Regions from separate parts of the Homo sapiens genome. Here regions 1 and 2 are each linked to region 3. A link is a loop called in an ENCODE intact Hi-C map of the cell type or tissue named here. Cell type or tissue: dorsolateral prefrontal cortex. All regions are shown on one strand. Region 1 overlaps HSDL2 (hydroxysteroid dehydrogenase like 2). Region 2 overlaps SUSD1 (sushi domain containing 1). Region 3 overlaps INIP (INTS3 and NABP interacting protein).

Evidence for each region. Peaks named below come from ENCODE experiments on the same cell type or tissue, not always from the same donor. Only the 100,000 strongest peaks of a DNase experiment are listed, where the experiment ranks them.
Region 1: it touches region 3 in a loop (2.7-fold over the local background); 38 of 110 quality-filtered maps call a loop at or near these places.
Region 2: it touches region 3 in a loop (4-fold over the local background); 31 of 110 quality-filtered maps call a loop at or near these places.

Annotation. Positions count from the first base shown.
Region 1 is chr9:112,438,864-112,446,863 of GRCh38, forward strand. HSDL2 (hydroxysteroid dehydrogenase like 2) reads left to right here. Exons shown (of 11, transcript NM_032303.5): 8 at 2,836-2,907. Among named protein-coding and RNA genes, the nearest start is that of KIAA1958, 44 kb to the right of the region's middle. In dorsolateral prefrontal cortex, CTCF peaks have their summits at 4,562 (motif pointing right) and 4,764; a DNase peak (open chromatin) is centred at 4,545.
Region 2 is chr9:112,094,572-112,102,571 of GRCh38, forward strand. SUSD1 (sushi domain containing 1) reads right to left here. Exons shown (of 17, transcript NM_022486.5): 9 at 7,605-7,714; 10 at 3,899-4,091. Among named protein-coding and RNA genes, the nearest start is that of LINC02977, 58 kb to the left of the region's middle. RefSeq lists enhancers at 943-1,112, 3,162-4,081, 4,082-5,000 and a silencer at 3,321-3,440. In dorsolateral prefrontal cortex, CTCF peaks have their summits at 3,365 (motif pointing right) and 3,567; a DNase peak (open chromatin) is centred at 3,350.
Region 3 is chr9:112,707,505-112,715,504 of GRCh38, forward strand. All of the region lies in intron 2 of INIP (INTS3 and NABP interacting protein), which reads right to left. Among named protein-coding and RNA genes, the nearest start is that of INIP, 6.6 kb to the right of the region's middle. In dorsolateral prefrontal cortex, CTCF peaks have their summits at 3,786 (motif pointing left) and 3,994; a DNase peak (open chromatin) is centred at 3,779; H3K4me3 peaks cover 961 bases; H3K27ac peaks cover 2,032 bases.

The DNA of each region.
Region 1 (8,000 bases), 270 kb before region 3:
AAAGTCAGATCAGTTACTAGCCACTTCTAAATCTCGAAATAAGAAATGAAAATTATTTTTTAAAGTTGGTCTTAAAATCACAGAGTAAAGATTTTGTTCAAGAATATGTGGTAACAGATGGTACAGTAGTGGGTTATGTATTTATTTATTTATTTGAGAAAGGGTCTCACTCTGTCACCCAGGTTGGAGTGTAGTGGCGCAATCTCAGCTCACTGCAACCTCTACCTCCCAGGCTCAAGCAATCCTTCCACCTCAGCCTCTAGAGTAGCTGGGACTATAGGCATGTGCCACCACACCTGGTTAATTTTTGTATTTGTAGATGTGGGGTTTCACCATGTTGCCCAGGCTGGTCTTGAACTCCTGAGCTCAAGTGATCTGCCTGCCTTGGCCTCCTAAAGTGTTAGGATTACAGGCGTGAGCCACTGCACCTGGCACAGTAATGAATTTTTTTGTTTAAAATAATTTATGATTGTGGACTCTCTAAATATTTGTCTCTTAAGCGCAGTCTCTTAGAGTAGCTTAATGACAGATGGTGTAGATGAGTGGGCAGGCTCTGTCTCATGGACAGTAAAGTGATCTGAGAAGCTTCTAGAAAGCCCTCTTGTTAAGTAACTCTCCCTCTCTGAAATTGGGGATGATAATGATAATAATGGATTTTTACCATATAGAATATGATGTATTCTAATATAGCCATACATAGGAGTTATATTTATTTGCGCTAAAGTATATTTTAAATATTATTCATTAAACTGAGCTTCTAAATGACACAAACCACGTTTATATTTGTATCATCCCTGCTCATCTCTGCAGTTCAAACTAAAGTAAATAGCGGATTATAGTTTTACAAAGCACTCTTATATGCATTATCTATTTAGCCTGCATAACAATTCTGTACGGAAAGTAATGCTTAGTGATTAAGAACACGAAATTTGGGAGAAGACAACCCAGCTTCATATTGCAGCTCTGCTGCTCACTGCTATGCAGCTTTGAGCATGTCACCCAGTTTGTCTGTCTCAGCCTCAATTTCCATATTGGTAAACTTAAGAGAATGATACATTTCATACAAGATTTTTGTAAAGGCTAAATGTGATAATGTATAATGTGTTTGGCACAGTGCCCAGCATATAGTACACTCAGAATATTTAGTAGTTAATATTTACAAGTGGAAAAACAGGCTCAGAGAGATTGAGCCTTTGCCTAAGAGCAGATGGCTAATAGGTGGCAGAACCTGACCAGATTCAGGTCTTCCGGGTCCTGGTACCCAGGAATATAATTATTACCTTAGGTTTTAAAGACACAGTGTAATTGTGCGCAAGTTTTAAAATTTTATTTAAATTAAAAATCCTATTAAGTATTGAGAACTTAAAATGACCAGATACTATGATATTAGGATATAACAAAGATGAATTCATTCCTGCCCTCCAGAAGTTTGCTTAAACTTCTGAAAAAGAGAGAGAGAGAGGCAGGAGACCGAGGCAGGAGGCTCATTTGAGCCCAGAAGTTTGAGACCAGCCTGGGCAAAACAGCAAGACCCCATGTCAAAAAAAAAAAGAGAGAAAAGAAAAAGAGAACAATTGAGATTGTTAACATCTCACTGTACTACAGTTTTGAAGGCTTTGTGGCCTTTAAATCTTCTAGTGTGCACATGTCTTGGAGTTATCAGTGTAATTAAAACAGTTAACCTATTTGCTAACCACAACCATTAGCTGAAAATAAGACCCAGTGGAGGCTGTGTGCAGTGGCTCACACCTGTAATCCCAGCACTTTGGGAGGCCAAGGCCAGTGGATCGCTTGAGCCAAGGAGTTCAAGACCATACTGGGCAACATGGCAAAACCCCATCTCTACAAAAAATAAAAATGAGTGTTCAGGCACGGTGGCTCACGCCCATAATCCCAGCACATTGGGAGGCTGAGGTGGGTGGATATCCTAGGTCAGGAGTTTGAGACCAGCCTGACCAATATGGTGAAACTCTATCTCTACTAAAAATATGAAAAGTAGCCAGGCATAGTGATGGGCACCTGTAATCCCAGCTACTTGGGAGGCTGAAGCAGGAGGATTGCTTGAACCTGGGAGGCAGAGGGTGCCATGAGCTGAGATCGTGCCACTGCACTCAAGCCTGGGTGACAGAGCGAGACTCCGTCTCAAAAAATAAATAAATAAATAAATAATAAATAAATAAATAAAAATTAGCTGGATATGGTGGCTTGCACCTGTGGTCCCTGTTACTTGGGAGGCTGAGGGAGGAGGATCACTTGAGCCCAGGAGGTGGAGGTTGCAGTGAGCCAAGATCATATCACTGCACTCCAGCCTGGGTGACAGTGAGACCCTGTGTCAATAATAATAATAATAACCCAGTGGAATAGGATGGAATAGGATAGCTTAGTGTTCATGATGATGGAGTGAGAGGAAGAGGGAAAGAGAGAAGAGACCCAAGTGCACTAATGCTGAGAAGAAAGTCCTTCTTAAGAAGGGGCCCTCTGCTTTTAGGACGGCAGGTAAGAAATAAGTCCTGACAACTTCGGAAGAATGTGGGCCAGAAGAGCAGTGTAGGATGAGAAGGGCAGAGGTTCCTGGGAGAGCAGGTAAAGGCTTTACAGAACAGGTGATCTTTTGGGGATTAAATCTTGAAGATAAAATTTATCAGAGGAGAGAAAGATAACTGAATTATGAGAAAATTAATTTAATGAAGATCAGGTCATTCGACAGTTCTCACAGAGGCCTTTTCTTTTGCACCAGAAAGATTTTTAATAAAATAGATATGTTTATTAAACAGATGTTAAAATCTTACTATGTTGTAGTTACATTAACCTAATGGTTTGGGGTCAATTTTTCAGGTCATCCTTTGCAACCAGATTTCTTCTTAGATGAATACCCAGAAGCAGTTAGCAAGAAAGTGGAATCAACTGGTAAGATCTAGACTATATTTTATGTTAGAAAATATAAATCCTAACTTATGTATTTCTTCCAAAATATGGAATTGATCCTATAACAGTGACATTTCTGCCTTCTGTTTTTAAACTGTTTTGTACTTTAAACTAAACAAGTAATGTGAGATCTCAGTTAATTCTAGTAAAGAAGGTTGTTTTGTTCATCTACCAGTAAGAAGTTTTAATAAGGCTGGGCACAGTGGCTCATACCTGTAATCCCAGCACTTTGGGAGGCTGAGGCGAATGGATCACTTGAGTCCAGGAGTTTGCGACGAGCTTGGGCAACATGGCGAAACCCCGTCTCTACAAAAAAAATACAAAAAAAAAATACGTTGGGCGTGGTGGCACGAGACTGTAGTCCCAGCTACTCAGGAGGCTGAGGTGGGAGGATCACCTGATCCCGGGAAGTTGAAGTTTCAGTGAGCCGTGATCGTGCCACTGCACTCTAGCCTGGGTGACAGAGCAAGACCCTGTCTCAAAAAAAAAAAAAAAAAAAAAAAAAAGAAGAAGTTATTAATATATTCTTTGCGTTTGGTTAAAAACAAGTCTGAAAAAACTTTTTTTTAGGTTTTATTTATTTTCTTTTGCACTGTCTTTAGGTATTTCATGTTGATATGTTATTTTGAGGAAAAGTGTGTCATATATCAAATACATCTAACACCATTTCCACAGTTTGTGTTATGTGACTATTTTATGAAAGAAATCAACTTCAAAGGAGGTTTGGGTTTTACTTTGTTTTGTTTCTGTAATTCATAAACAATAGTGCCCTTGAATTGGTCCAGAGTTTACATTTTAGACTTTGTGTTCTGACATTTTGCCAGTGGCTTACTTGAAGAAACACTTTAATGAATACCTGTGGGAAGAATTTCTCTCATGGTTTACTAATAAGAATGGCTGTGCTTCTTCTGGGCCCTTACCTTATTTTTATCTTATAGATGCTATGACTCTCATCGATTTTTTTTTTTAGAAGTCTGATAGAAAATGTAGGGATGAATTTCCTTGATACCTTTAGCAAATCTGTGGCACCTTACTGCAATGCATTTTAGAGCCAAACCTTATTTCCAGCTTTCTTTTATTTATTCTTTATTATTTATCTTTTCTTTTTCCAGATTTTTATGGTAATTTAAAAAAATTACTTAGGTAATAAAAAGGACTTTTTTGTATTACAGACAATTTAAAACAATAGAAAGGAAAATAGTTACTCATAATCCTACTACCCAGAGTATTAAAACCAGGAAAAACAAGACTGTCAGTCTGTTTCTCAAAAGGCCTCTTACAGAATGGTGGAAAATACCTAGAGAGCTTATCAAACTCTAGAAGAGTCTGGTCTTCAAGTTAGTTAAGTCCCAAACTCCGATTTTTGCCCAACGCCCTAAGGTTGGATCTGTCTTTTAGAAGAAGGCATGCATGAACTGAGATCATTTAAACTCCAAATTTTAAATAAGAACCACTTATTGATCATGTATGTTCTTTTTGTTTATTCAACAAATATTTACTGGGCACCTCCTATGTGCCAAACACTGTGCTAAGTACTTTACATGCATTGTCCTGTTTAATACCATTAATCCCCAAGACAGATACTCCCCTCATTTTACAGCTGCAATTGCACAGCCAGCAGGTGGCAGAACCAAGATTTAAACTCATATTTCTCTGATTTCAAAGCCCATGTCTTTAACCAGTAAACTTAAATGGCTTTCCTAACACTTGAATACTTAGTCTTTTAAATTTTAGCATATTCTTAGTCTGGGCAACATGGTGAGACCCTGTCTCTACAAAAAAATAAAAAAAATTAGCTGGCCATGGTGGCACATGCCTGTAGTCTCAGCTACTCAGGAGACTGAAGCAGGAGGATCCCTTGAGCTCAAGAGTTTGAGGCTGCAGTGAGCTATGATTGAGCTACAGCACTCCAGCCTGGGCAACAGAGCAAGACCCTGTCTCAAATAAATACGTAAATTAGCACATTCTTTCCCCTGATAATCCAGTTTATTAATTTATAACAAAGAGTTGCCATCTCATAGGTTAAACATGTAGGTGCTTGATCAGCACATTCTCTTCCTTTGGATATAATTGTGCATGAAACAGAATCATAGTCAGAAGGTCATTTCATGACCATGGAATCAGAACAAGGGAGTTAGATAGGTAGAGTGTAAAATCAGTGTTTACTGGCATCAGGCTTTGATAGGGATAACTTTGCCTATAGCCATCTCCACATAAGCAATGCTCTTACCCTTAAGGTTAGAAGACTCAAATTCCTTTGGCTAACTTCCCTCACCTAATGCTGCAGGAGCATTTACTTCTGTAGCTCTCTTTTTTTGATTCTGTGTGGTTCAGTCAATAGCAATTTTACCTGACCTTTTCTGTAGATATATTAATATACTCATATAGATAGTAGCCTGGGCTATAACTTACCTCTTTCAGTTTATTTCTTATGTCCTCTCATAGTTCAGCTCTTTGAGAACCATGTGTATCCCTTGTTTCCAAAGGGGGAGAGGTTCACCTTTCTATTGCACCAACAACTTATAATAACCCCTGTTACCATTTCATTATACCTTTTCCAGTATTCGTCGTGTGTATGTTAGCTCTTATATATGTAATTATTGTAGACAATGGACCTAGTTTTAAATTGATGGGTTTTTTTTTTCTTCCCATCTTAAAAGCAATATCAACCAGGCATAGTGGCTCACGCCTGTAGTCCCAGCACTTTGGGAGGCTGAGGTGGGAGGATCGCTTGAGCCCAGGAGTTCAAGACTAGTCTGGGCAACATGGCAAAACTTTGTCTCTACAAAAAGTACAAAAATTAGCTGGGTGTGATGGTGCATGCCTGTAGTCCCAGCTACTTGGGAGGCTGAAGTGGGAGGATCACTTGAGTTCAGGAGTTTGAGGTTGTAATGAGCTATGATCAAGCCATTAAACTCCAGCCTGGGTGAGAGAGTGAGACCCCTGTCTCAAAAAACAAACAAACGAAAATGCAATACCATTATTTCTTCATTGATTCCCCCCACCCCTACTCTCCACTGGAACACAGGGAGCCCACTCAGTCTTGTTTTTTTTTTTTTTTTTTTTGACTTCCAGCTTATTTTTGTTTTTATTTTTTATTTGGTTTAGAGACTGGGTCTCACCCCGTTGCCCAAGCTGGAGTGCAGTGGCTCGATCATAGCCCACTGCAGCCCTCAAAGTCCTGGACTCAAACAATCCTCTCACCTCAGCCTCACCAATAGCTGGGACTAGAGGTGCATGCCACCACGTCCAGCTAATTTTTAAATTTTTTGTAAAGAGGGGGTCTTGTTATATTGCCCAGGCTGGTCTCAAACTCCTGGCCTCAAACAATCATCCTGCCTCGGCCTCCCAAAGTGCTGGGATTACAGGCATGAGCTATGGCGCTGGGCCTATTTTCCTTCAGTTACAGTTTTAATTGCTTCTGTTGCAGTTGTTCTGGATTCTCAGAAACACTTATTCTTACCTTGGCTCCCCTTTCCCTTTCCCTGTAGTTAGCACCATTTCTCACTGGTTCTGGCTTTCTCTTCTGTATTCTGGAGACCTTGTTAAGTTTGTCCTCTGTATTAAAAAGGACAGTCTGATAAGATGTTCTATAGCTTAGTTTCTGTTCCATATTGTCTCAAATGGTTAATTTGCTATGGTGCTCACTTCCTTTTTCATTTTATCCTATTGTCTTTTCATCACAGCCGGTTATATATAACTTTCTGTCCCTGTTTCATATAGTTTTTTTTTTTAAGGCTTTATTTATTTATTTTTTTGAGACAGAGTCTCTATCACCCTGGCTGGAATGCAGTGGCATGATCTTGGCTCACTGCAACCTCCACCGCCCAGGTTAAAGCAATTCTCCTTCCTCAGCCTCCCTAGTAGCTGGGATTACATGGGTGTGCCACCATGCCCGGCTAATTTTGTATTTTTAGTAGAGATGGGGTTTCGCCACATTAGCCAGTCTGGTCTCAAACTTCTGACCTTGGGTGATCCACCCACCTTGGCCTCCCAAAGTGCTGGGATTACAGGCATGAGCCACTGTGCCTGGCCAAAGCTTTATTTTTTTTTATAGCATAAAGTTTTAGATTCACAGCAAAACTGAGAAGGTACAGAAATATCATATATCCCACACATGCATTACTTCCTTCCTTAGCAGCATCCTCTACCAGAGTGGTACATTTGTTAGAATTGATGAATCTGTATTGACACATCATAATGATATAGTTTTCGTGTGGAAGAATTCTTGTAGGTTTCATGGTAAATTAGTTTTAGATATTTGCTCTTCAGAATAGCCTCCATTGCCTGTGGCACATTATTTTTTTCATAGGCATCAGGTTATTTTTTTTTTCTGTTAATTCTTCCTCATATTAGGAGATATCTCTAGAGCTAGTGTAGTCAAAGGCAGGAATGTGTAGGTTGCTTTTGGCTCCCTTCCCTGTCTATATGGAGGAATTCCTTTTTCTGAGCTGTAGTTTCAGATGTGGCACCTGTTGGGCAAATAGCTCAGGCCAGTGTGCAAGGCTGACATGTGACCTTCCTTTACTTCCTCTGTTTAAAACTACTCTCCAGGCCTGGCTCAGTGGCTAATGCCTGTAATCCCAGCACTTTGGGAGGCTGTGGTGGGAGGATTGCCCGAGGCCAGGAGTTCGAGATGAGCCTGGGCAATGTAGCAATAGCAAGATCCCATTTCTACAAAAAATTTTTAACAATAGCCAGGCGTGGTGGTATGTACCTGTGGTCTCAGGTACTTGGGAGGCTGAGGCGGGAGGATCACTTGAGCCCAGGAGTTCAAGCTTGCAGCAAGCTGTGATTGTGCCATTGCACTCCAGCCTGGGTGACAGAGGGAGACCCTATCTCAAAAACAACATGAAACACAACAAAAACACAAAAACTACTCTCTCCTGGAATGCCCTGCTGCCACGGTTCTTCCCCTCCCCATCCTTGTCAGCCATGCCTTGGGGCATGTACTTCCCAGGATGCTCCACTGCAGGACTCCCCTACTGTCTGCTTATCTTATTTGGGAGCTACAAGCTTTGGAACTGGATTTGAAAGATGAGGATGAGGAATCACATTGAGTGTGTCTTGAAAAG
Region 2 (8,000 bases), 610 kb before region 3:
TTTCCCCATCTCTGAAAATAGAATGAAGTCAGTTTACAAAACAGGTTTTGGTCTTGCAGACAGGATAAGATTAGGGAGAAACGATAAGATTAGGAGGAATGAAACAAAGTGAAGGAAATAACACTAAGAAGAAAATTTGAAATCATATTGGCCCAGTTAGAAAAATATGACAAGGAAAAGTTTTAAATAGGGGAGCGAGAATAGGCATTAATGAGAACTCTTCGTTTCTTCCTTAATAACTGGAACTGTGATACTCTATAGTTAAAGAAATGTGAACATGTTTAAAAAGAGAATCATCAGTGAATGATCAGTGTAGAATTCTTCAAGCATCACTAAGTGAGTTTCAAGGTGGCATTGTTTTTGTAAGATGGGGCAACAGGTATTGCACCGGCTATAAGGACATCTGCCTGGGAAATAGAGCTGTATTAAACAAGGTCCAGGGAGAATGAAAATTGATAAAGCCCAGGCCTGGGTTTAGGCCGAACTGAATAGAAAGAAATGCCTCCTAGTGAAAATGAAAGTGGGAAGAAGGTATTTTAACACTGGATGTTTATGGCAGGTCGAGAGCTCTGTGACATCATTCTTTCTCTACAGAGACCTCGGAGGCAGATTCCAAAGTAATATGTGAGGAGAACAAAAATCTAAGTCTGAAAACAAAAAGCAAATATAGAGAAGGAAAAGTACTAAGACCTAGCAAAAGGTATGAGTCCTACCTGGCAATAAAGACGGAACAGAAACAACTTAAATGGAAGGGTAAAGGCTTAGAGCTGAGCAGGACCTGCTAAGTAAGAACGTTCTCAGAGGGACCTTGAACATTGCAGGCTTATCTCTCTGATACAGAAAAGGAAGCGGGAGCAAGAAGTGTTTCAGTTTCCATCAAAGAAGCACCGACCATTTAAGTCTTGGAAATTCAATTCCAAGAAGGTAGGGCTTGGGCGAAATGCCACTAGCCCAGGGGGTTTCCTGGACCTCATCAGACCAGTGAAAGTTCAGGTTCTGGAAACCCAACAGCAGCTCACAGATCAGCTGAGGGTAATTCCCCATGGGAGACAAAAGGGAAAATCTCCTAACCAGGAAGTAGGACTCACAGGCAGACATTCAATAATAGGAGCCTGTGGAGTCCAGAACTAAAACAATTTGGGGGATCTTTCTGGGTTTAGAGAAATTCAGAGAAAAGAGTCAGAAATGGAGACAGGGAAGGAAGCATGCAAGATGATGCATTTCACTTGAAGAGTTTCCTAAGATAAATGTGGGGTGTCCTGCCCAGAAAGAAGGGAGACTCTTTCACTAAACAGATAAAGATCTTCAGCAATGGTGAAGCTTGGGTAGAAATAGGGCTCAAGGGAGCAACGAAAATGGAAAGGTTTTAATCTTTGGAACGGGCATCAAGAAAGACCTAGAGCCACCACTGCAAATGTCTAAAATTTTCAAGGAGAGTACAGTGTCAAAATGAATCCAACTACCCTGACGAGAAGACATTTCCCAATTTAAGTTTAAATTGACACGTGGTAGACTCCAGACTGCTTGGTAACCTACAGAGGCTGAACTATGGCATGCTACATTATACTTACTACTAGTAATTTAGGGAGGCAAAGGAGAAGGTAACAACAGGCTTCTTTCTGAACCTGACACCATGGGCCTCTCATTTATTATACTCATGCTAGAGTTTAGACCTCATCTCTCACCACTGTCCCCAGCTCTCTGCTCCAGCCATACTGGTTTCCATGACATTCCTAGAATATGCCAAGTATGTGCCTGCCTCAAAACCTCAGCATTTGCCAGTCTCCTATACACCAAAGGAGTAGCATCTATTACAAAACAAGATTCCTAGGTTTCAACAGCTAGAACACACTCTCCACTCAGCAGGACACTCTGGCCAAGACTCAGCAGAAAAGATGTAGGATAGAAAAAACTGGGGACTTCATGCCTTTACATTTTAGTTTATTTTACAAGGAGAGGTGGATTTATTTATTCTTATTTCTTTATCTGAGGAGATCTTGCTCTATTGCCCAGGCTGAAGTGCAGTGGCGCAATCTCGGCTCCCTGCAGCCTCAACCTCCTAGACTCAAGAGATTCTCCCACCTCAGCCTCCCAAGTAGCTGGGACCACAGGCTTATGCCACCACACCCAGCTAATTTTTGTATTGTTTATAGAGACAGAGTTTCACTATGTTGCCCAGGCTGGTCTCAAACTCCTGAGCTCAAGCAATCCACCCGCCTTGGCCTCCCATAGTGCTGGAATTAGACGTGAGCTACTGCACCCAGCTAGATTTTATTTATAGATTTTTATTTCTCTAAGAATTTAATAATTGGAGGGAATTCATATTCAATTTGCGAGCATTACTATGCAGCTGAAAATGTGTTGGGGGGTAGGTTTATGATGTCATGAGGTGCTCCTTGTGCAAACTCTGCTGATACAGACAGGACAAGGTGCCAGGCTCAATCTGATAAAAAAAATAGGATAAAAACTGAAGCCAGACACGGTGGCTCACACTTGTAATCCCAGCACTTTGGGAGGCTGAATTGGAAGACCTCACTTGAGGTCAGGAGTTCGAGAACAGCCTGGCCAACATGGTGAAACCCTGTATCTACTAAAAATACAAAAATTAGCTGGGCATGGTGGTATGCGCCTGTAGTCCCAGCTACTCAAGAGGCTGAGGCAGGAGGATCACTTGAGCCCAGGAGGTGGAGGTTACAGTGAGCCAAGATGGCACCTGGCCCTCCAGCCTGGGTGACAGAGCGAGACTCCATCTCAAAAAAAAAAAATTAATTTTCAGCCTCAGGTGCTACGTGGCTCTCATGAGTGTCTAACACATTTCAGAGTCTTTTTTTTTTTTTTTTTTTTGAGATGGAGTTTGGCTCTTGTTGCCCAAGCTAGAGTGCAATGGCGCAATCTCGGCTCACTGCAACCTCTGCCTCCCGGGTTCAGTGATTCTCTTGCCTCAGCCTCCCGAGTAGCTGGGATTACAGGCACACACCACCATGCCCAGCTAATTTTTTGTATTTTTGGTAGAATCAGGGTTTCATCATGTTAGCCAGGCTAGTCTCGAACTCCTGACCTCAGGTGATCTGCCAGCCTCGGCCTCCCAAAGTGCTGGGATTACAGTCGTGAGCCACCGCACCCGGCCCAGAGTCTTCTAAATGCAAAGGCCAAACTGCCCACCCTGACCCACAAAGAGCAGAGGTGAATATCACAGAGCGGCTTCAGGGAGGTAGCAGCAGGACCTACCCTCTTCTGCTGCTTTCCTTCAAAGGGGTAGCCTCTTCTGGTTGCCCGTAAATTTGTCTGATAAACCCACAGGATTAAAGAACAAAAGAAATAGTAGTGATGGCTGCACCACAGCCATCCCACTAGGGGGAGCTGTGGAGTTAATACAGCTGGCACCTATGTGGCTTCCTCAAAAGACTGCAAGGGAAGAATTTCTAAGGAGCCTGACCTTAATCAGGCCTCTGTTCTCTATGTCAAGTTAATTTGCTTATGCGTGGCCTAGTCCTGAGGCTGTATTGCCTGCCAGTGCCTGACACTGTGGGACCCACGTTTCTGGTCTCCTGGAAGTTCGTTCTACTTGCCGATAATGAATACCCTTAGGGTTCAGTTGTCTTAAATTTGGGGTGAGAGATAAAATGCTTTATGGAATTCTCAACTTAGGACTCCCAGGGAGCTCTGAATAAATCAGTCTATCCTTGGTCTGTGCCCTCTATGAGCCAGTACCCTTCAGGGAAGGGGATAAGTGGTAAGATTCAGGCATCCTGAACCCCAGACGCAGCTAACAAAGTTTGTTAGAACTGGAACCCCTGTCTCTTGACTCCCAAACTAGCACTCTTATGCCCGCCCACACTGCTCAATTCACATAGGTAATTTGTCCTGAGGCACAAAAAAGAAAGACGTCTACACCCACCTGCTGGGGGAGTTGCTATTGTTATTTGCACTGAGTGCCGCTTAGGAGATCTCAGCAGGGTCACATTCACCGTATAATCAGTCGTAGGGTACAGATCCAAACACACTACAGGCACTTGTTCCCTCGTTGTGAAGTTAAACGATGTTGCATGAGAAAAGTTAGCCAGATACCACCTCTGACCCAGAACGGTAAACTGTCATGAGATTAAAAGAAAGTGTTACATTAGATTTTCCATTGACTAACAGGTGCCTAGACTATTAGCAAAATGGAGTTAAAACAAGAAAGTTCCTTTTATTTATCCTTGCCCACTTAGAATTACTTTTAAGACAATAGCAAGCTAACCTGAGGAAGGACTTGACAAAGCTACCTTACCTGTCCTCACAATCAGGTATAGGACCAAGCTTAATATGCATAACTACATCTCAGATGAAGAAAATATTAGTCTATTCCAAAATAATCCCTTGATTATAACGCAAGTGAAAGAGATTACATTGGAGCTAATGGGCAAAATTATTTTTTTTCCTCCTTCCCTTCTGAATACTTCGTTCTCTCTCTCTCTCTCTCTCTCTCTCTCTCTCTCTCTCTCTGTCTCTTTTCTGAGACAGGGTCTTGTTCTGTCACCCAGGCTGGAGTGCAGTGGCACAATCTTAGTTCACAGCAATCTCAAACTCCTGGACTGAAGTGATCCTCAGCCTCCCGAGTAGTTGGAACTACAGGCATGCACCACCACACCTGGGTAATTATTTTTACAATTAATTTGTAAAGACAGGATCTTACTTTGTTGCCCAGGCTGGTCTCAAACTCTTGGCCTCAAGCCCACCTCAGCCTCCCAAAGTGCTGGGATTACAAGTGTGAGCCATTGCACCCAACCAAAATTCTTTTAGTTTCTTTTCATTGTAAGAAATCCATGGACAAGCCTCATAGAACAGAGTACTTAAACTAGGTGGGTTCCTTAACCCTACCCATGGAAGAAAAAAAAAACAAAAACATATGGGGACCACCCCAGATTATGCATTCAAAGCAAATGCCATGGTACTTCACTGGACCCTTCCTATTAGACCTCTGGTAAAAGGGCTTTTGATCCATGGAGTCATATCACACACTGTCACCTAACCATCCTCTACGCACTGCCAGCTCCAGCAGGGAATTATAGGGAAAAAACTTTCGTGAAGGTCCTATAAGTAATATGATCAGCCCTTGATCAGTTAGGGTGCATTAGCTGGTGGAGACATATGCTCGGTGTTGCCACTGATGCTAGCACCATTGTCTATACCACCCTCAATCCCTCCTTATTCCCATCAATCACTAACTCTTCTCTTATCAATTTTGACAGTCATCCAAGACCCTGACAGGTGGTTCATAAGGATTCTTCTCTCTCAAACTCTTTGAATTCTCTTGGATAACTTAAAGGTCCTTACAGATAAACCATCAAATGTTGGCCTCAGAGTTCTTTGAGCTCAATGCTATGAACTTCCTTCACTCCACTTTGGCCACCCATATCCATGGCCACAACCTAGACTATGCTATCGTCAGAGCTGCTCCTCCACGGTCTGGCAGTCCCCTATTCTTCTGGACCACTTACTAGTGAGGCATAATGTGTTCATGCGTGTTTAGGCAATACGTCTATTTTCTTTAGCAAACCGCTTTTAAATATTGACTTTTTTCCAGTCAATTTAAAAGTGTTTCACATGTCACACAAATTAACCTTTATCTAATTTTTTTGTTGTTGTTTTTTTAGACGGAGTCTTGCTCTGTCGCCCAGGCTGGAGTACAGTGGTGCGATCTTGGCTCACTGCAAGCTCCACCTCCCAGGTTTACACCATTCTCCTGCCTCAGCCTCCCAAGTAGCTGGGACTACAGGTGCCCGCCACCACGCCTGGCTAATTTTTTGTATTTTTAGTAGAGATGGGGTTTCACCGTGTTAGCCAGGATGGTCTCGATCTCCTGACCTCGTGATCCACCCGCCTTGGCCTCCCAGAGTGCTGGGATTACAGGCGTGAGCCACCACGCCTGGCCAATTCCTACTTACTTTCTATGACTCAGTATAACAGTCTTTGCTTCTGGTTAAAAAAATTGTACCTGGCCTGGCAAGTAGCTCACACCTGTAATCCCAGCACTTTGGGAAGCCAAGGCAGCTGGATCACCTGAGGTCAGGTGTTTGAGACCAGCCTGGCCAACATGGCAAAACCCCATCTTTACCAAAAATACAAAAATTAGCTGGGCATGGTGGGGCATGCCTGGAATCCCAGCTACTAGGGAGGCTGAGGCAGGAGAATTGCTTGAACCTGGGAGAGGGAGGCTGCAGTGAGCCAAGATCATGCCACTGTACTCCAGCCTGGACGACAGAGCAAGACTCCATCTCAAAAAAAACAAAAAAATTGTACCTGGACACACACACACACACACACACACACACACACAAATAAAATCTCTATTTTTATACTTATTTACTTTTATTATTCCATTATTAATTTACTTTTTGTCAAAGCACTCATTATACCATATTGTAGTTGCCTATTTACCTATATATTTCTATCAGTTTGAATTGGAAACTTCCAAGTCCTAATATGTGATATACTTCTGGTAAATAGAATAAATTAATTAATTTTGGCCTGGGCGCGGTGGCTCACACCTGTAATCCCAGCACCTAGGGAAGCTGAGGCGGGTGGATCACTTGAGGTCAGGAGTTTGAGACCAGCCTAGCCAATATGGTGACACGACATCTCTAATAAAAATACAAAAATCAGCAGGGCATAGTGGTGCACACCTATAATCTCAGCTACTTGGGAGGCTGAGGCACGAGAGTCGCTTGAATTTGGAAGGTGGAGGTCGCAGTGAGCCAAGATCGCCTCCCTGCACTCCAACCTGGGTAACAGAGCAAGACTCGGTCTCAAAAAAGAAAAAAAAATTTTTTTAATGTAATACTTACTGAGTTTGCTCTCTACCAGATGACTTGCTAGGCACTAAAAATGACACAAAATAAATCTCAGTTCCTGCCTGAATTTACTTACAATTTTACTGATGATGTTTAAGAAAAAATCAAGTTAAATGAGGGTCAATAGCCATCCAAAGAGTTCCTTAAAATTCCATGCCCAGCTGGGCGTGGTGGCTCACGCCTGTAATCCTAGCACTTTGGGAGGCCGAGGAGGGCAGATCATCTGAGGCTGGGAGTTTGAGACCAGCCTGACCAACATGGAGAAACCCCATCTCTACTAAAAATACAAAATTAGCTGGGCGTGGTGGCTCATGCCTGCAATCCCAGCTACTCAGGAAGGCTGACGCAAGAGAATCGCTTGAACCCCGGAGGCAGAGATTGCAGTGAGCCGAGATCATGCCACTGCACTCCAGCCTGGGCAACAAGAGCGAAACTCAGTCTCAAAAAATAAAAATAAAAAATAAAAATAAATTCCATGCCCAAATGTGAATCTGATAGCAAAATAAGCTGTATTGTTTAATGCATTAAAATAAAATATAAGCTTGAAATGCCAGGCACAGAAAATGATAGCAAGTCACCAAATATAGTATCTTTCTTCAAGTTAGTACCTCATTTACACCCATCTCACATCTTACATCCATCTCTAGAAACAACAATCACAAACTGTCTAGAAGTTCATTCATTTTTAAATACTTTGGATACTTACTTGGAGATCGCCCAAATTTTTAAATGACACAATTCTTTAATGGAAAGCATAAGAGATCTCCTTACTTGGTACATGTGTTCTGATCCAACTTTCCTAGAACGCCTGTTCAATTTCAAACAAGTTTCATTAAATATTGAAATATTGAAACTTCCATCATCTTCTAAGAGATCAACTTCTAAAAGACAAGAGAGAGAGTTATAGACAGCTTGCACCATCTTAGCAAAATGCATCATGGCTGAGTACAAGTGAAACTCTGACACCTTAAGAGAGCCAATTGGGTGTTTAACAGGAATAATATTAAAACTGGCATCAGCAGACTTAGCTTCAAGTCCTGGCTCTCCAGCTTCTCAATTGTAATTACCTTAGCTAAGTCACTGAACCTCAGTCTCCTTGTTTGTAAAATCAAGTAATTCAGCTTGCTTTTCTTATGTCATAGGCTGCTTAATCAAATGAAATATTTA
Region 3 (8,000 bases):
ACATTTCTTTTTTTTCCTCCCGCACATTTCTTTGTCACTAAAAACATTCTCAAGTAACTAGCATTACATCAGATTGCATTTAAAATCTAAGAGCTGATACTCATTTTCCTTTAACAGCTCTATCACACTTAAAGACTAACTGAAATTCTTCTTATTGTAAAAAAAATCTAAAGCTAAAAGTGAAAATTATTTTGATTATGCAGTTATGGACAATCTACTACACTTTCATAACAATAATTTTTAAAAGATTACTTAAATCCTGTCAAGTGGTTATCCTACAAGCTATATACTCTTCACAACTATATAGTACATTAAAGTACCATAGTTGAGACACCTATGTTTAGTACTAGAGCAACGTCACTGTGGCACTATTAACATGTTTAACATGTTTTCAGTTATTTATTGATTCAACAAATATTTATTGTGTTGGGGACTAAGCCCTCTTTCAGATCTAGCAGTCTTTCATGCTATCACATACAGGCACAAAGTTAGGTTCTAAGGATGCAATGATAAGGCAAAACTTGACATGATTCTAGCTTTCATGGTTTTCAAACTGTCCAGTGAAAATAGAGATCAATCAAATAATCACATGAATGAATGTGTAATTAAAATCTAACATGAGTAGTCTGAAATAAAGAAACCATTTGATGAGCATTTATAACAATCATTATTGTAGGAATGAATGCTAAATAAACTTGACCTAGCGTGAAAGCGGGGGGAGCAGTGTCAGAGAAGGCTTTCAAAGGAAGTGATGCTTGAACTGAAATCTAAGGCATAAAAGTAGGGGTGAGGAACAAAATAAACTTTCCCCCTTTAAAAAGATCACTCTAACTGCAATGTTGAGAATAGACAAGAGAAAATAGTCAGGAAACTATCACAGTAGAAAGAGCTAGAGATAATAAAAGTTTTTAGTGGATGGAAATGCAGAGATACAAACGGATCCAATAGCTATTTAGGAAGTTAAATCAGGAGGAGAGTGATGGATTCAATATGAAGGAATGAGGAAGAAGGTGTCATGGAGGGTTCCTAGATTTTTTTGGTTCTTGCAGTTAAATATGCATTAGTTTTCTATGGCTGCTGTAACAAATTACCCAAAATTCGTGGCTTAAAACGTCACAAATCTATTTTCTTATGGATCTATAGGTCAGAGGTCTCACTGGGCTAAAATCAAGATGTTGACAGGGCTGCATTCATTTTCTTTATTTTTTTTGAGACAGGGTCTCACTCTGTTGTGCAGGCTAGAGTGCGGTGGTATGATCAGGGCTCACAGCAGCCTCAACCTCCCATACTCAAGCGATCCTCCCACCTCAGCCCCATGCCCAGCTAATTTTTTTTATTAACTTTTTTTTTTTTTCAAAGACAGGGTCTCTAAATGGATTCTAGGAAAGAATCCATTTTCTTGCTCTGTCCTAAATCTAGTTAATGACGAATGTTTCCTATATCTTGCAAGATTAAAAAATTACTCAATCATTAGCCACCTTTCAGAGTTTACCAAAAATACGTAACAAAGAAAAGGAATCAAGCCCTAATGTCTGCTCAGGTGATCTGTGTTCACATTCTCTTTCACCTAGACCTAAGGACTTACTTCTTTAAAACTACTGCCACTTTTTCTACCCATTGAGGTTTGTAAGATGATGATGTATCTTCTGCTTGAATCAACCTTTCTTCCCCACTTATTTTTCTTTTCTTCTCACATATAAACTCACAGGCCCTTTTCATTTAAAGCATTTTCTGCTTAATAACCAATGTAGACGATTAGATTAATCCCAATAAAGATCAAGAAGAGGTCTTTTGCCCCTTGTCTCAAGCGCCCAGTGGTTTCCTATCAGATCTATCATCAGAATGTTGTAATTCCCCCTACTGAAGGGCGGTATGGGAAAACAGAATGAATAAGGAACGTGGGACATGGAATCAACGTGGGTTCTCACCTCAGCACTACCACTTACTACTGAATATTAGGAAAACTACCTCACCATGCCTCAGGACCAAAGGGGATAACAGTAACACTTCAAAGGGTGGTTACAGGAAATACAGAAAAATATAAGTAAAAGACCTAGAACACTGCCTGCCACATGGTAGTTGCTTAATAAATACACACTATTATTGTTATTATTATCTAGCATTCTTTCTCCCTAGTCATCAGGTTAACATCACTAGATTCCTGTCATCCCACATTGACAATTCTCTGTCAGTGAAGTTTTTCATTAGATAGGCCACAACTAATTGGCATGCAGCTTTCTAATTACATTCACATTTCAGAACTCCCAGGCCAGTCTGAGTGCATGTGTGGATCCTATACTCTCTCCTAACTACACAAACAGTCTCAGATTACTTTACATAATATTCTTCCCAGTTACAATTTCAATCTGGAGCCTACAGGTCAAGCCTAGCATCAGAAATCTAATTCATTCTCTTTGCCATAGCAATTAAAATGCAACAAAAAGAGATTTAGCCTTCAGAAACCTACTCCAAATTGTGTCTTTGCATACAAACTCTCATCTTTAAAAAGGTACAAATAGAAGAATTTTCAGATGCTATTTATGCATCACTGCACTGGGACAAACTCTTAATTGAGAGGTGGCATACTTTAGTATAAACGTGAAGAATAAACTTGCTTTCCTTCTGGACCATATATGGTTTAGGTGAAGACTTGTACTTGGGTCTGAGGTCAAACAAGACACTTCCCAGGAGCCTTGCCATTCTACTCCTATGCAGCATGCTGAAATCACAGCTGAGAGCACCTGGACTGGCCCAAAATCAATAGTTCCTACTACCTGATCTGCAGATCTTATAGTTACTACTATAAGCATTTTCAGATATCTGTAAAATTGAAAAAAATAAAAGAATTCATGTTCCTTACTCAGTATTTCACCAGGTCTCTCTAAAATCAGGCTGAACCAATCCAATGCCATCACATCATCATAGGACCTTGATATTTACCAATAATGAAAGACTCTGTGCTGCTTTTGGTACCTTGTCCAAACCCCAGGTTGACAATCTGCCTCTGCATACTAAAATTCTCATGATTGAAAGCCTACCAAATGTTCTACACTACATTGGACAGTATGAAGAACATGGGACTGCAGTGACTGTCAAGGGCGTATGAAATTTAGCAGTCCTGATTACTATGACGGCATGAAAGACTGCTAGATCTGAAAGAGGGCTTAGTCCCCAACACAACGGAATTGTTCTCTACACCAGACATAATAAGTAAAATCTATTTATTTACATTAATAAATTACAACACATAAAGATTTTTTTTAAATCATGGTTCTTTCAGTTATCATTTTAAGATAATTAAGGCCCTTGGTATTAATCTCCATATTAAGTAATTCTTATACATACAAACAGTACAGAAATGATTTACTACAGAAAGTAAAATACAGCCGGGCATGGTGGCTCACACTTGTAATTCCAATGCTTTGGGAAGCCAAGGTGAGAGAACTGCTTGAGAACAGGAGTTCAGGAGTTCAAGACCAGCCTGGGCAACAAAGCGAGACCCTGTTTCTACAGGAAAAAAAAAAAGAAAAAAAATTAGCCAGGCGTGGTAGCATGTGCCTATAGTCTCAGCTACTTGGGATGCTGAGCTCAGGAGTTGGAGGCTGCACGGAGCTACAATCACAACACTGCTCTCCAGCCTGGGCAACAGAGCGAGACCCTGCCTCTTAAAAAAAAATTAAATTAAAGAGAGAGAGAAAAATACAATAGATCTGAATAAATAAGAATTTTAAAATTTCACTGGAGTCCGGGAGTCTCTAGAACATGATGTGGACTCCCTCTGCTGGTTCCTAGTAGCAGCAGTTCCATGACATCAACAAAAATCCCTGACAAAGGAGCAACGGAAGCCAAAGGGCTAATCTAAATTCATTTCTATTTAGATTAGGGGATGTTTCATAGTGGATCTGACTATGGGTCAGTCAAAGGCAATACTAAAAATGATTGCGTTTTTACTACAACTACGAAAAAAGTAACCAGCATATTGTAAATCTCTGTGCGAATAGTGGGATAATTTAAAATTTATTTTCATTTGCAGTGCATTGTGTGGTTTTTAGCAGCATGTTATCTTTCCAAAATAGTCTTCTCTTAGTTTTCATCTGAGCTCAAATTAAGTTATTTTTAATATGGGCCCTTATAATTTAATGGAAAAATAAAGAGGTCAACAACCACAAGGGAATGTGGACCTATGATTAGTCCACAGAGCACACAAATCGCACATGGCTATGTGAGAGGAGAACAGAATGGTATTAGCTGGTTACTGCTGGGAAAGCTGTCACCACAACTTGCTTTTTACAATACTATAATTCTACGAAACTCATGTAACCTTTAGTTTGTCCTAAATATAACTAATAAACTAAAACAGAATCAGCAAGCTTTCAATTTCCAGTACTGGCAGAGTAGTCTGGTTGGTCTAATCCTGCCACAAATATAATACTAAAATATTAAAAATTCACTACTTAAAGGCACTGGAGTCTGACCAGTATCAGGCAGAAACTGCAACTGGTGAGATTTGGGAACTTGTGGCCTTTTGCCTGAAGCATTCCCCAATCCACTAACAGCTTGGTTAGCCTCACCTTACTAGCTTGAGGTGTCAGAGGAGAACTCAAGTTTAGGGCTGACAGAGTAGCAAAAAAATTAGGGGCAAGGCTTGAGGGAGAGGCAGAAGGAATAAAGCCCAATTCATGCATATAAAATCCACTCAAAGTTTCACTCACTGCTGAACTACACATATCCAGGGGAGATCCCAGGCAGCCCATCAATAAAGCAGCAGGTGGAAGCTGAAAAACACTGCAAGATTTCTGCCCAACACAGGAGAGACAAGAGTTTGGAGTTGAGTATGAGTTGAGTCAAGCTGTCTGCTAGAACAAAAATCACAATTTCAGAAGAATATAACAGAATCCAGAGTTTCCACAATGTCCAGTACCCAATAACAAATCACAACTTATAAGAAGAAAAAGGAAAACGTGATGCATATGCACCAAAATGCTGTCAACAAAAACCAACTCCAAGATAACCCCAATGATATAATTAGCAGTCAAGGATTTAAAATCAGCCATTATAAATATGTTCAAAGACTTAAGGGAAAAAGACATAATAAATAAAAGGGGTATTTTAGCAAAGAAGTATAACTATGGAAAAGGACCAAGTGGAAATTCTAGAGCTAAAAAGTAAATTGAAACAAAATGTTCACTGGATTGAATGAACAGCAGATTGGAGATGGCAGAAGTTATTAAAGTTAGAGCATTAGAAATTATCCAATCAGAAAAACACAGAAAAAAATATTGAGGAAAAATAAGCAGAGCCTTGGAGTATTTGAATAATGGATGGAAACATCCCAAATTTAGTGAAAGACATCAACCTACAGATCCAAAAAGCTCAACAAACCCCAAACAAGAAAACCACCTCTAGGCATACCATAGTCAGACCACTGAAATACAAAGAGATAATCCTAAAAGCAGCCAGAGAAAAATAACACATTACATACAGGATAAGAACACCACCATTAAGAACACGAAAAGGCAAGCGAGACTGGGAGGAAATACGTGCAAAACATATCTGACAAAGGACTTGTATCCAGACCGAAGAATGAAAACAAAACAACTTGCTAATAAAAGAAATAACCCAATTTTTAAAAAATGAGTAAAAGATTTGAACAAATACTTCATAAAGGAAGATTTACAATGGCCAATAAGTACAACGAAAGTGCTCAGCATTTGTCATCAAGGAAATGCATTTTAATACTACAATGAGATACTACTTCATACATTCTAGAATGGCTAAAATTAACGACTGACAACACTAAATGTGAATCAACCAGAATATTCACATATTGCTGGAGAGAATATAAAACAGTACAAAGAGAGCTCTCTTCAGAAGCGCATATACTAAAATAATAAAATGGTACAAGTGGCCCAGCATGGTGGCTCATGCCTGTAATCCCAACATTTTGGGAGGCCGAGGTGGGAGGATTTCTTGAGGCCAGGAGTTCAAGACCAGCCCAGCCAACAAAGCAAGACCCTCTCTCTACAAAAAATAAAAACATTAGCCAGGCATGGTGATGCATGCATGCAGTCCCACCACTTTGGAAGGTAGAGGTGGGAGGATCACTTGAGCCCAGGAGTTTGAGGCTGCAGTGAGCTTCATCCACCTCAGAGCCCAGCCTGAGCAACAGAACAAGACCCTGTCTCTTAAAAAAAAGGTATCTGAGGCCGGGCACAGTGGCTCATGCCTGTAATTCCAGCACTTTGGGAGGCCGAGGCAGGCGGATCACCTGAGGTCAGGAGTTCGAGACCAGACTGGCTAACATGGTGAAACCCCGTTTCTACAAAAAAATTAGCCAGGCGCAGTGGCACGCGCCTGTAATCCCAGCTACTCAGGAGGCTGAGGCAGGAGAATCGCTTGAACCCAGGAGGTGGAGGTTGCAGTGAGCTGAGATCACGCTATTGCACTCCAGCTTGGGCAACAAGAGCAAAACTCCATCTCAAAAAAAAAAAAAAAAGTACCTGCAAAAGAGACTTATAAATGCTCATAGCAGCTTTATTCACAACAGCCAAAACTGAGACAACCCCAAAGTTTACAAACAGAAGAATGAATAAACAAAATGTGATAAAGTCATACCATGGAATACTACCCCACAATAACAAGGAATGAACTACTGATCCATGCACAATATGGATGAATCTCACAGACAGTATGGTCAATGAAAGAAGCTGGACCAAATGAGTATACACTTTAAGAGTCCATAAGTTTAAGACAAAACCAAGATTAAAAAAATCAGAACAGAGATGAGTAATTTAAAAATATGAAGATGGGTCAAACATACATAGAGTCAAACAGGAATTCAGACTTGATACAGAACGGAAATAGAGGCGTCCTTCAAGTAGTTAAGTGGTTAACTACTTGCCAAGTGAGATTCAATACTTTATAGAGAGTAAATTTTACTTTTATACAAATTTTAAAATAAAAACTCCTTGATAGCAGCAAATGTGTCTGACTTGATTTGTTTTGGAGCTATCTTAACACAGGTGAAATGTGTACAAAAGTTTTTACAGCAATGAAGATAAAGGCACAGATAATGTGTGATGACAATAAAACTTCTTTAAAAGTGGTTCTGATTTCAAGTAAAAGAGCAAGCGAACATAGATGTCAGAAGAGGCCATAAGGTGAATAATGTGAATACAATTTCAATGTAAATAATCTTAAAATAGATTAAAATATAAGATTAATAATATAAAGGATGTTGTATATCTGATCCAATGTCAGATCTACCATCATATGTTGCTTAACAACAGGGATACATTCTGAGAAATTCATTGTTAGGTGATTTTGTGTTATGCAAACATCAGAGTGTACTTACACAAACACAGATGGTATAGCCTACTACACAACCTAGGCTGTACGGTACAGTCTGTTGCTCCAAGGCTACAAACGTGTACAGCATGTTACTGTACTGAATAGTGTAGGCAACTGTAATACAATGCTAAATATTTGTGTATCTCAACATAGAAAAGGTACAGTAAAAATATGGTTTAGGGAACACTTATTCTATTTTATGAAATGAAGTGTTGCCTGATTCTAGAATCACAAATAAAGCCAATTGAGATCTTAAAATACACACATACATACATACATACACACACACACACACACACACACACACACACACACACACACACACGGTTTAAAAGACAAAAAATGGTATACCTGTATAGGGCATTTACCATGCATGGATGCATGGAGCTTTCAGGACTGAAGCTGCTCTGGGTGAGTCAGTGAGTGAGTTGTGAGTGAATGTGAAAGTCTAGGACATTACTATATAGTACTGTATACTTATAAACACTGTACACTTAGGCTGCACTAAATTTATTCAATTTTTCTTTCTTCAATAATACATTAACCTTAGCTTACTGTAACTTTACTTTATAAACTTTTAAATTTTTTTAACTTTTTGACTTTTGTAATAACACTTAGCTTAAAACACAAAACACTGGGCCAGGCACAGT